Regions from separate parts of the Mus musculus genome. Here region 2 is linked to region 1. A link is a loop called in an ENCODE intact Hi-C map of the cell type or tissue named here. Cell type or tissue: left cerebral cortex. All regions are shown on one strand. Region 1 holds the start of Mfsd14b (major facilitator superfamily domain containing 14B). Region 2 overlaps Ctsl (cathepsin L).

Region 1 (5,000 bases):
CTAACTCTTTGTCTACCCGGGCAACTTGAACATCTATCTTTCCTTTTTTTTTTTTCCAGACAGGGTCTCAGTATGTAACCCTGGTAGGCTTGGCACTTTCTAAGTTGACCAGGATGGCCTTGCCTTGCCTTTGCCTACAGAGTACTAGAAATTAAAGCCAAGTACCATCATACTCAACCTATCTTTTCTTATCAAATGCTAGTTCACTCACTATGGAAGTCTCCCCAAACTTCTTTTTAAAAAAGATTTATTTTATTTATATGAATACACTTTAGCTGACTTCAAACACACCAGAGGAAAGGTATCAGATCCCATTACAAATGGTTGTAGCCACCATGTGGTTGCTAGGAATTGAAGACCTCTGGAAGCACAGTTAGTGTTCTTAAACACTGAGCCATCTCGCCAGCCCTCTCTCCATACTTTTTATGTTGAAATTTTAAGATATTAATTCATGTTCTGAGAATAAGAGTAGTGTCTATATCTATACCTATATCTATACCTATATCATCTCTCTCTCTCTATCTATATCTGCGGAAATCTAATGAGAAGAAATAATTTTCATTTTGTTTTTTAACCCAAAGTTATTTTCCACGCTGAAAGAGATGTTTCCTCTTGTGTATCTTTTTATTAATATGAATCTAAGTCATGAGTCAATACAGAGTACTCCTGGACCAAACATGGTAATACTGGTTAGTGAGAATCATTATTTTTCTAATTCTATAAGATGCCAAATTATGTGGAATACATGGTATTCACTTGAATTAGAACATAATCAATTTCCATGATTTAAATGCCATACAATAAACAATCTCTAAAAAAATTATTTCATAAAGGGCTAGCGAGATGGTTTAGAGAAAAAGGAAATTTATTCCAAGCCTGAATGCCTGAGTTCAATGCTAGGGACTCATGTGGTGAAAGAAGTAAAGAAACCCCTAAAAGTTCTTCTCTAACCTCCACACATGAGCTGTACTCACATAGATACATAAAACAACATACCCAGCAATAAATTTAATTTCATTTATTATTATTTATTTATTATTATTTTTTTTAAAGAAGTGGTGAGGCCTGGTAGTATAGACCTTTATTCACCCACTCAGGAGGAAGTGGTAGGTAGACTTCTGTGAATTCAAGGCCAGCCTAATCTACATAGGTATTTCCAGGATAGCTAGGGCTACTTAGTTAACTCCAGCTCCAAAGATAAACAAACAAAACGAAACAAATCTGTACAGATTGCTTAATGACTATGAGCCCATACTGCTCTTTCAGAAGATTTGAGTTTGATTCCCAAGATAGGAGTTCAGTTCTCAGTTCCTATGCAGGGTGGATCACAACTTCCAGTAGCCCTACCTCCAGGGAATAGGCCACTTTTTAAAGGCATCCATGATTACCCATGTGCATCACACATCCATATAACACTCAGACTTATGTATATAAATAAAAATAAAAATGGCTTAAAGGTGGTGCACTTGATGAGTTTCATGTCCCAACACTACACATCAAGGCATCAAACATGGTTATATATACTTGCATGTGTACATGTTTTCCCTGCATGTGTGTATGTGTGTGTGTACCATGTATATGCTAAGGCCAGAGAGTGTGTCAGACCCCCAAATCTTGAGTTACAGTTGTGTGATGCCACACTGGTGCTGGTGCTGGGAACAGAACTTCTGTCCTCTGCAAGGACAGCAAGTGCTTTTAGTTTTGCGTCATCCCTCCAGTCCTCCAGGTTACATTTAAATCATTGCAGTTCAATTTGAGTTTTCACAAACTGGAATTTATTCAAAGAATATCTGAAAGACACGAGGTCCAGGCTGGCATTTTAACCAAATGGTATTAGATGTTTTTGTGTAGGTAGTATAGAGGGCAGGCTCAGAATCAACAAAACATGGTTGAAACAGAAGGAAAACTTAGGCTCATTAAAGGATATTGAGAAGCCAGCCCATCTCAATTCGAGTCTATAGCCAAGTTAAGTTTCTGTTTACTATAAAACTTGAAGTTTATATATTTCTCAGAGATGGGCTGCACCCTAGCCCAGTAACCATAGAATGTACTGTAATACCTCCCGCCCCAGCTACCTGTTTTTGAGAATGTTCTATACCAATACCCATTGTTCCATGACCCACTTTAACCTTGACCACCTGGTTTCACTTCTGTATCTACGATTCCATGCAAAATCCCCCACCCCATGGTTTTGCCCTATATAAAGGGCTTGAGAAGTTGGCTTGGGGCTGGTATTGTGAACCCCGTTTTAGGGGGAGACAGCTGCTGATTTGTCTCTGGTTTGTACACAATAAATCTTGCTTTAAACTGGCCATAATTTGGGTTGGTGATCTTTCGATTCACGTCTGTGAGATTAACAATATAATTTACAAAAATGACAGAAATCTGTAAATGTGCTTGACTTGTTTAAACATTCTGTCTCCAGTTATATTTAACAATTAAGAACAATGTCCAGTGTGGTGGCTTAAACCGACACCCAGCATATGGAAAACTGAGGCAAGATCATCAACATGTATTTAAGGCCAGCCTGGGTCATATATGAAGAAGGGTTGAGGACAATCTGCCTGAGATTGTGGATAAGAAAGTTCTAGGTTTAGTAAGTGCGAGCGTGCGTGCTTGCCTCTGGGGAGTGAGCATAGCTAGAGCCTATTGGAATACCAGGGAAGTGCTCTACCACTGAGCAATATATTCTGTGTAATTTTCTGTTAATCAGTGCATGGTTGGAGGCTTCTGAAATCCTGTCAATTGTAGACCACTTCCCCATTGCAGGATTACAGTTCCAGGGGCTGTGTGTCAGTTTGTTCTTTTTATAACTATCATCCTAGGAAAGGGGATAACATTTGAAATGTAAATAAAGAAAATATCTAGTAAAAAATCATTTACTTGGGGTAGGGGCTGGAAAGAACTCAGTTCCTATGCTACCTAAGGACCCAAGTCAGATCCCTAAAACCCACGAAAAGGGGGAAGGTGGGATGACGTGCAGTTGGAATTCTAGCCCGGGGTAGGAGTAAACAGTCCCTAGGACTCGCGGGCAGTCTAATCCAATCAGGAACGCTTTGGGTCCTTCCAGTCTCCGTTAAAATCTATAGGCCTGGAGTCCCTAGAAGATGACGCAGTTTTGATGCGCTACGCAGTCTGGGCGGAGCTTGCCCGAGCTTCTGGAGAGGGGTGGGCGTTCTAGGCGGGAGCTGCCTTTGCTGAGTTCTCCGGGCGGGACGCCGTCTCCCGACTGTTCGGGCGCTACTGAAAACTACTCACTGCCAGTGTCGGGGTCCTGTGTTCACGACCACCACTGAATAGTTGAGGGCCCTGTTCGCTTCCTGCACGGATCCAGCCTCGGCGTCCTCTCAGCAGCCGGTGTCGCCACTGGCGCCGCCGCCCGAGCGGCAGGCCGCTGCGGATCGCGGAGCCCATGAAGGCTCGGGCCCCGCCGCCGCAGTGGCGGCGTCGCCAGTGTCTTGGAGCGCTCCGAACCTGCTCTGGCATGACGGCGGCATGAGCACGGACGGGGAGTCGCCGGAGGAGCCGAGGTGGAAGGCGGTGGCCTCACCCAAGGCGTCAACCATGCCTGAGAAGCGCGGGAGCGCTCAGGCCGCGAGCGGCAGCTGGGTAAGTTTTGACTGGGTTCGGACAGGGACTCTGGGATTGTGGCTGTTCTAGGAGAGCCAGGTTCTTTGAAAAGCTGGCTTTCCTATCAACTCCTCCCCAGACGAACCTCTAGGAGATTTGGTTATTGATTCAAAAGCCACCAGACGCGGGACAGTAATATAATTTGGATATAATTCTGTGCAAATTGACAGAAATCTTCTGGGCACAGATTTTGTCCACAGCAACTTAGACAGTGTGTGTGTGTCAGTCTGTCTTAAAGCCTTCATTTTTCGCAGTCTCCGGAATTGCCTACAGGGATGCTGGAGGTCAAAGTGGGAGGCGCCTGATACTTCCTCCTCCTCTGGGTTTCAGAAGTGGCCTTAGTGTAGTAAGAGGAAGCTGAAGATCTCTGTACCTGAAGGTGAAAGTTCAGCCTGATCTCCTTTAGTGACATGTAAAGTTGAGATGAGTTTGACAGCTAGGGAAGGCTTATTTTCCTTGACCTGGATTCACAGTACAGACCTTACCAGTGCCACTTTTTCTTCTTCTTCTTTTAATGGTTGGAAACTAAGCACAGGGACTAATGTCATTTCTTCAGTCATAAGTATAAAAAGGATTTTTGGGGAAGGATCTACTTAGGACTTAAAACTTAAAGTTTTGCAGTGAATTGAGTACAAACTCTTGCAACTATGGGAAAGTTTGTTCAATGAGAAATAGGAATTTATTTAAATATGATATGTGTGGTCATGTGTTTTTCCTGTTTTTAAGCTTGCATATTTAATTTCTGTTAAAGAATACTAAGTGGTTCCAAGTGCATACTTGACTGTGTGAATTCATCTTTGGTACAATTGGGAGGGTAGAGAATTAGTAGTATGCAGAATGAAATCTCAAGTCAAAATTCAAACATGCAAAAATTTTGAGGTAAAACAGAACCACATACTATATCACATAGTATATTTTAGTAAGGGCTTACTAGGTACAAAATTGCTGCAACTCTCAAAAGTCTGCCAAGTACAGACCTTAAAGTCTTGTTCTGTCTGCATTCTTGTGGCTCATTTCCTTGATGTTTTAGACCTAGAGTAGAGCTGGCTTTTAGTCCTGATTCTACCAGAGTTTTACCACTCAGTGCCTGATCTGTTAAATGGTCATGTATTGAAGAAGCATAGGGGGATAATTTTTTTTCCCAAAGCTAAGGTTTTTCTAATGTAGAAAGCTTACCTTGTGGGGTAATTTCTGTAAAATTGGTTTTTCTCATTAAATAGGTTACACTTTACTTTCTAAATGAAACTAAATTACCAGTTCACCTTCTTGGCTTCCACTAGTGGATGGACAGTACTAATTAGTGGACAAGCCAAGCCAAGCCCAAGGAATGTGCCAGCTAGAAGTCAGTGTAGGGTATTTTTTCTCTATTT
Region 2 (5,000 bases), 750 kb after region 1:
TTGCCCTACCCAGATTCCTGTCTTACTGTTTTTTTGTTTTGTTTTGTTTTGTTTTTTTCGAGACAGGGTTTCTCTGTATAGCCCTGGCTGTCCTGGAGCTCACTTTGTAGACCAGGCTAGCCTCGAACTCAGAAATCCGCCTGCCTCTGCCTCCCAAAGTGCTGGGATTAAAGGTGTGCGCCACCACGCCCGGCTTGTTTTTTTTTTTTAAGTATGAATATATCTGGGGGTGGGGAGAGATGTGGCACACACTTTTAATCCCATCACTTGGGAGGCAGAGGCAGGAGGATCTCTGAGTTCAAGGCTATACTGTCTACAGGGCGATTTCTAGGCCATCCAGGGCTACATAGAGACCTTGTTTCAAACAAACAAAAAGTGTGCATGTATAAAGGCTGTTGTGCTGTTTCTCTTACAAGCCTTTTTCTCTCTTCAGGGCCAGTGCGGGTCTTGTTGGGCGTTTAGCGCATCGGGTTGCCTAGAAGGACAGATGTTCCTTAAGACCGGCAAACTGATCTCACTGAGTGAACAGAACCTTGTGGACTGTTCTCACGCTCAAGGCAATCAGGGCTGTAACGGAGGCCTGATGGATTTTGCTTTCCAGTACATTAAGGAAAATGGAGGTCTGGACTCGGAGGAGTCTTACCCCTATGAAGCGAAGGTAATTGGTTTGTTTTATCCTGGCTTTGTTTTCAGAAAAGGAAGCATTACCAGATGTGGTTTTCAGAGTTCATACTTTAGTGGGTAACTCACAGCATTCTAGTTCAAGGGATGGTTTCTGAGTATTGGCCTCACACGGCGTGAGCTGCAAGTCACTGTTTTGTTTCTAGAGCTCATGTTCTAAGAGGTAAACAGTTGTGATCAAGTCTCCCCCTTAACTTTCAAAGGACGGATCTTGTAAATACAGAGCCGAGTTCGCTGTGGCTAATGACACAGGGTTCGTGGATATCCCTCAGCAAGAGAAAGCCCTCATGAAGGCTGTGGCGACTGTGGGGCCTATTTCTGTTGCTATGGACGCAAGCCATCCGTCTCTCCAGTTCTATAGTTCAGGTAATGGTCAGAATTAGCACCTCCCTGACTTTGGCGATTTATGTTGGGGGAGGGGTGCGTGCAGATGCCCTTGGGAGTCCTGAAGCATCAGACCCCCTGGTGCTGGACTGAGGTAGTTGTATGCCATCTGTCTAATATGGGTTCTGGAACCAAACTCAGGTTCCCTGTAAGAGCAGGGAATGCACTTAACTGCTGAGACCGCTCTCTCCAGCACCCTCTGCTTTTCAGTGTTTTAATGCATTGGGGGTGGGGGGAGATGATTAGAGGACAACTTGCAGGAGTCATTTCTTCCCGGTGTGTGTGGCTTCCAGAATCAGACCCTGAGCCTTGTTAACAAGTTCCTTTCCCTGTTGAGCCATCTCACCATCTGAAATATTTCTTTTACTATTGTGACTTACTCTATAGATAGAACATAGTTTACATAAATCTTCTCCAACATATGGATTTTTTTCCAAGAGATTTTTTTTTTATTGCTATAATTAGGGCCTTAAAGAACCTGTGGTTCAGCTGTAAGGCTGAAGGGGGAGGGAGGGAAAGAGGGAGAGAGCTTTTCTGTCTATAAACTTTTTCTTTAGATTTAAGAGTAGCAAGGATTATGGTTATTAATCTGGCTAGAAAATGGATCCTACCATTATAGGCTTTAAAACAATAGAATATTTTTTTAATTGAGGGGAGTGGGGATGTAGCTCAGGTAGTTTTTCCCCAGCATTCTTTAAACCCTGGTTCAGTCTTGGCACTACATAAACCAGGCATGGTATTCATTCCTGTAATCCCAACACTTAGGAGGCAGAGACAGGAGGGTCAGGAGTTTACCCCATCCTTGGCTACATAGCAGGTTGGGAGAGGAGCTTGGACTACAGAAAACTCCATCTTAAATATTGTGATAGGATTTCACTGTCACCTTGCCTAGCCTGGAACTCTGTGTATGGCAGGCTGGCCTTGAACTCAAAGAGAGCTGTCTCCTCCTGAGTTCTGAGAATGAGTCATGTACCACCACACCCAGCATAGTCACTACTGGTTTTTGACTATTATCTTCACAGCTTGGGATCTGTGAAGCTACAGAATTTTGAGATACAGTCCTGTTGTGGGGGATAGAATGGGCTTCTGTCCTGTGGTGACAGCAACCTCTTATTTAGTGTTCATTTTTCTCTGCCAGGCATCTACTATGAACCCAACTGTAGCAGCAAGAACCTCGACCATGGGGTTCTGTTGGTGGGCTATGGCTATGAAGGAACAGATTCAAATAAGAATAAATATTGGCTTGTCAAGAACAGGTAAGAGACTCTAAATGTTATACTTTAATTGAAAAGAGTATTCATTGGGGGGAATCAATATGTAGATGCAAGTCCACAGATGTTTAAGTTTTAAAATCCTGGAAGCTGTTCTCAGTCAGCGTGAAAGCCCTGCATTTAAGATTCTAAAGTAAGCTTGTTGGGGAGACCTACATGTATATGTAATGGTGAATTTCCAAACTTGGCTCCAAAATTTCAGTAAGGCTGTATGATTTCAGCATGCTCTTTTTTTTTCTCTAGTTTTCAACAAGGAATAACCAGCAGAAAGTACAGCTTGTGTGCCTCCCTGCATTATCTGCATTTTGTTGTCATATCTCAGAACCTTTTAAAGCCTGTCAGGATTAATTTTCACAACTATCTTTCATTGAGATGTAATGGGAAGTGGAAACATACTCTTCTATTAAGCTCCCTAGTTTGCCTCATTTTCCTCTTAAAAGAGGGAGCTAAGTCTATAGCATAGTTGGCAAAGTGCTTGCCTACAATGCACAAAACTCTGGGTTCAATTCCCAGCACGGCATACAACCTGGCATGGTTATCCCAACACTGGCCTTAGTGTCATGCTTTTAGAAAATTGGTGGCATTAACCTTGGTTACACACAACCCTGTCTCAAAATAAGTGAGGGGCTTGGGCAATGACTCGGTGGATAAGGTACTTGCCACTCAGTCATGAGGACCTATATATGCTTGGATTCCTACCACTCACATATGGGCTGCATAACACAACTGTAACCCCAGTTCTGGGCACTAGGGGGCTGTGAGCTCCAGGTTCAGTGAGCCACCCCTATATCAAAAAAAGTAAGAGCGTGATAGAGGAGGGTAGCAGTGTCTGCCTCCTGCTTCCATGCAGTTGAATGAGTTGAAGACCCACAGGAATGAGTGCCTCTATATATTCTATGTTTAGATCTTAGAACCCTCAGAGGTAAGTGCACTCCTATTTTTTAAGTATAAACTATTAATTCTCTCATATCTCCTTGGATCTCTTTCAGCTGGGGAAGTGAATGGGGTATGGAAGGCTACATCAAAATAGCCAAAGACCGGGACAACCACTGTGGACTTGCCACCGCGGCCAGCTATCCTGTCGTGAATTGATGGGTAGCGGTAATGAGGACTTATGGACACTATGTCCAAAGGAATTCAGCTTAAAACTGACCAAACCCTTATTGAGTCAAACCATGGTACTTGAATCATTGAGGATCCAAGTCATGATTTGAATTCTGTTGCCATTTTTACATGGGTTAAATGTTACCACTACTTAAAACTCCTGTTATAAACAGCTTTATAATATTGAAAACTTAGTGCTTAATTCTGAGTCTGGAATATTTGTTTTATATAAAGGTTGTATAAAACTTTCTTTACCTCTTAAAAATAAATTTTAGCTCAGTGTGTGTGTATGTGGGACTTCAGTGTGTAATGTGTTGACAAATGTTCGGGACTAAATACTGATTCAGGGTGACATGGTACAGCAAGAAAAAGGTGGCAGGTGCTCTGGAGCCTTCGGATTTCACCTCAGTGTCCCATCAGATTAGGTATGTGTTAGTGAATCTAGCTTGGGATAATTGTTTTCTTTTTGTGTGTGTACATGGTAAATGTGTGGAGTTCAGAGAACAACTCAGTTCCACAGTGTTGGTCCTATCAGGTCCTAGCCATCAAAATAAGGTTGTCAGGCTGGGCCACAGGTGCCTTTTACTACTGAGCTATCTTGCCAGCCCCACTAGTTTTTAAGTGACATAATTACGTATGTTTATACTATAATGTGTTTTTGATATGATGTGTATACTACAAAATGATCTGATAGGGCTAATAAGCTTACCTCAAATATTTAATTACTTTGTTGAACTTTTCTAGCTGTTTTTAAAATACACAGTATATTATTGTTGGAAACTGTCCTGTTATGTAGACCAGGCTGGCCTTAAGCCCATGATCTCCCTTCCTCAGCCTTCTAAGGGCTAAGATAAACATGTAATGTTATACCCAGTCTCAAGTCTCATATCTGGCAAAACTTGACAGTCCAGAAGAACATGAGTAAATCGCTCAGCACAGGAGTCTCAACTTTTCTAATTCTGTGACCTTTCAATATAGTTCCTCCTGTGTGACTCAAACCATAAAATTATTTTTGTTACTACTTTATAACTAATATTGCTACAGTTATAAATCATAATGTAGATTTTTTTTTTTTTTTTTTTGGAAATAGAGGTTTGTCAAAGGAGTCACAGCGCTGAGAACCACTGTTCTAGAAACTTGCAGGTTTTACATATTAGGCTGACTGGAAGAAGGTTGAAGTGCTAGTTTCAGTAGTGCCTGTCCACATTGCCAGTGAAGACCACAATCCTGCTATGTAGTTCTAGAAAGGGCCATACACAGGTGGGCTGTAGGCTGACATTATTCCCAATTGGCCTGAGAAACCCCATGCTACCCAGGAATGACAAAAAAATAAATGAATAAATACATTAAGCAGTTGTGATTAACTTCCCAGGTGATGACAATACTGGAGATGGGCATGCCCCTGAGGTAGAATGATCCAGGCATGGGCGTAGCCAGCCTTGAAAATGTCAATGACTTAGCAGGGTTCTTTTCAAAACTGAATTTTTACAAGGGAGTTCATAGATGGACCTTGATGGAAACTGACTACCAGAAAAGACTCGATCTCTCTGCCATGTTGGG

Evidence for each region. Hi-C counts contacts between places; a loop is a spot of excess contacts. Peaks named below come from ENCODE experiments on the same cell type or tissue, not always from the same donor. Only the 100,000 strongest peaks of a DNase experiment are listed, where the experiment ranks them.
Region 2: a loop joins it to region 1, with 4 times the contacts of the local background. A loop is called at or near these places in 1 of 42 quality-filtered maps.

What each region holds. Positions count from the first base shown.
Region 1 is chr13:65,111,113-65,116,112 of GRCm38, reverse strand. Mfsd14b (major facilitator superfamily domain containing 14B) reads left to right here and starts at 3,131. Exons shown (of 12, transcript NM_133680.3): 1 at 3,131-3,609. The coding sequence starts at 3,496. In left cerebral cortex, a CTCF peak has its summit at 2,640; DNase peaks (open chromatin) are centred at 3,119 and 3,920; H3K4me3 peaks cover 1,725 bases; H3K27ac peaks cover 1,197 bases.
Region 2 is chr13:64,362,526-64,367,525 of GRCm38, reverse strand. It overlaps Ctsl (cathepsin L), which reads left to right. Exons shown (of 8, transcript NM_009984.4): 5 at 434-658; 6 at 885-1,047; 7 at 2,204-2,321; 8 at 3,326-5,000. The coding sequence ends at 3,428. Among named protein-coding and RNA genes, the nearest start is that of Ctsl, 5.5 kb to the left of the region's middle. In left cerebral cortex, a CTCF peak has its summit at 3,103 (motif pointing right); a DNase peak (open chromatin) is centred at 3,083.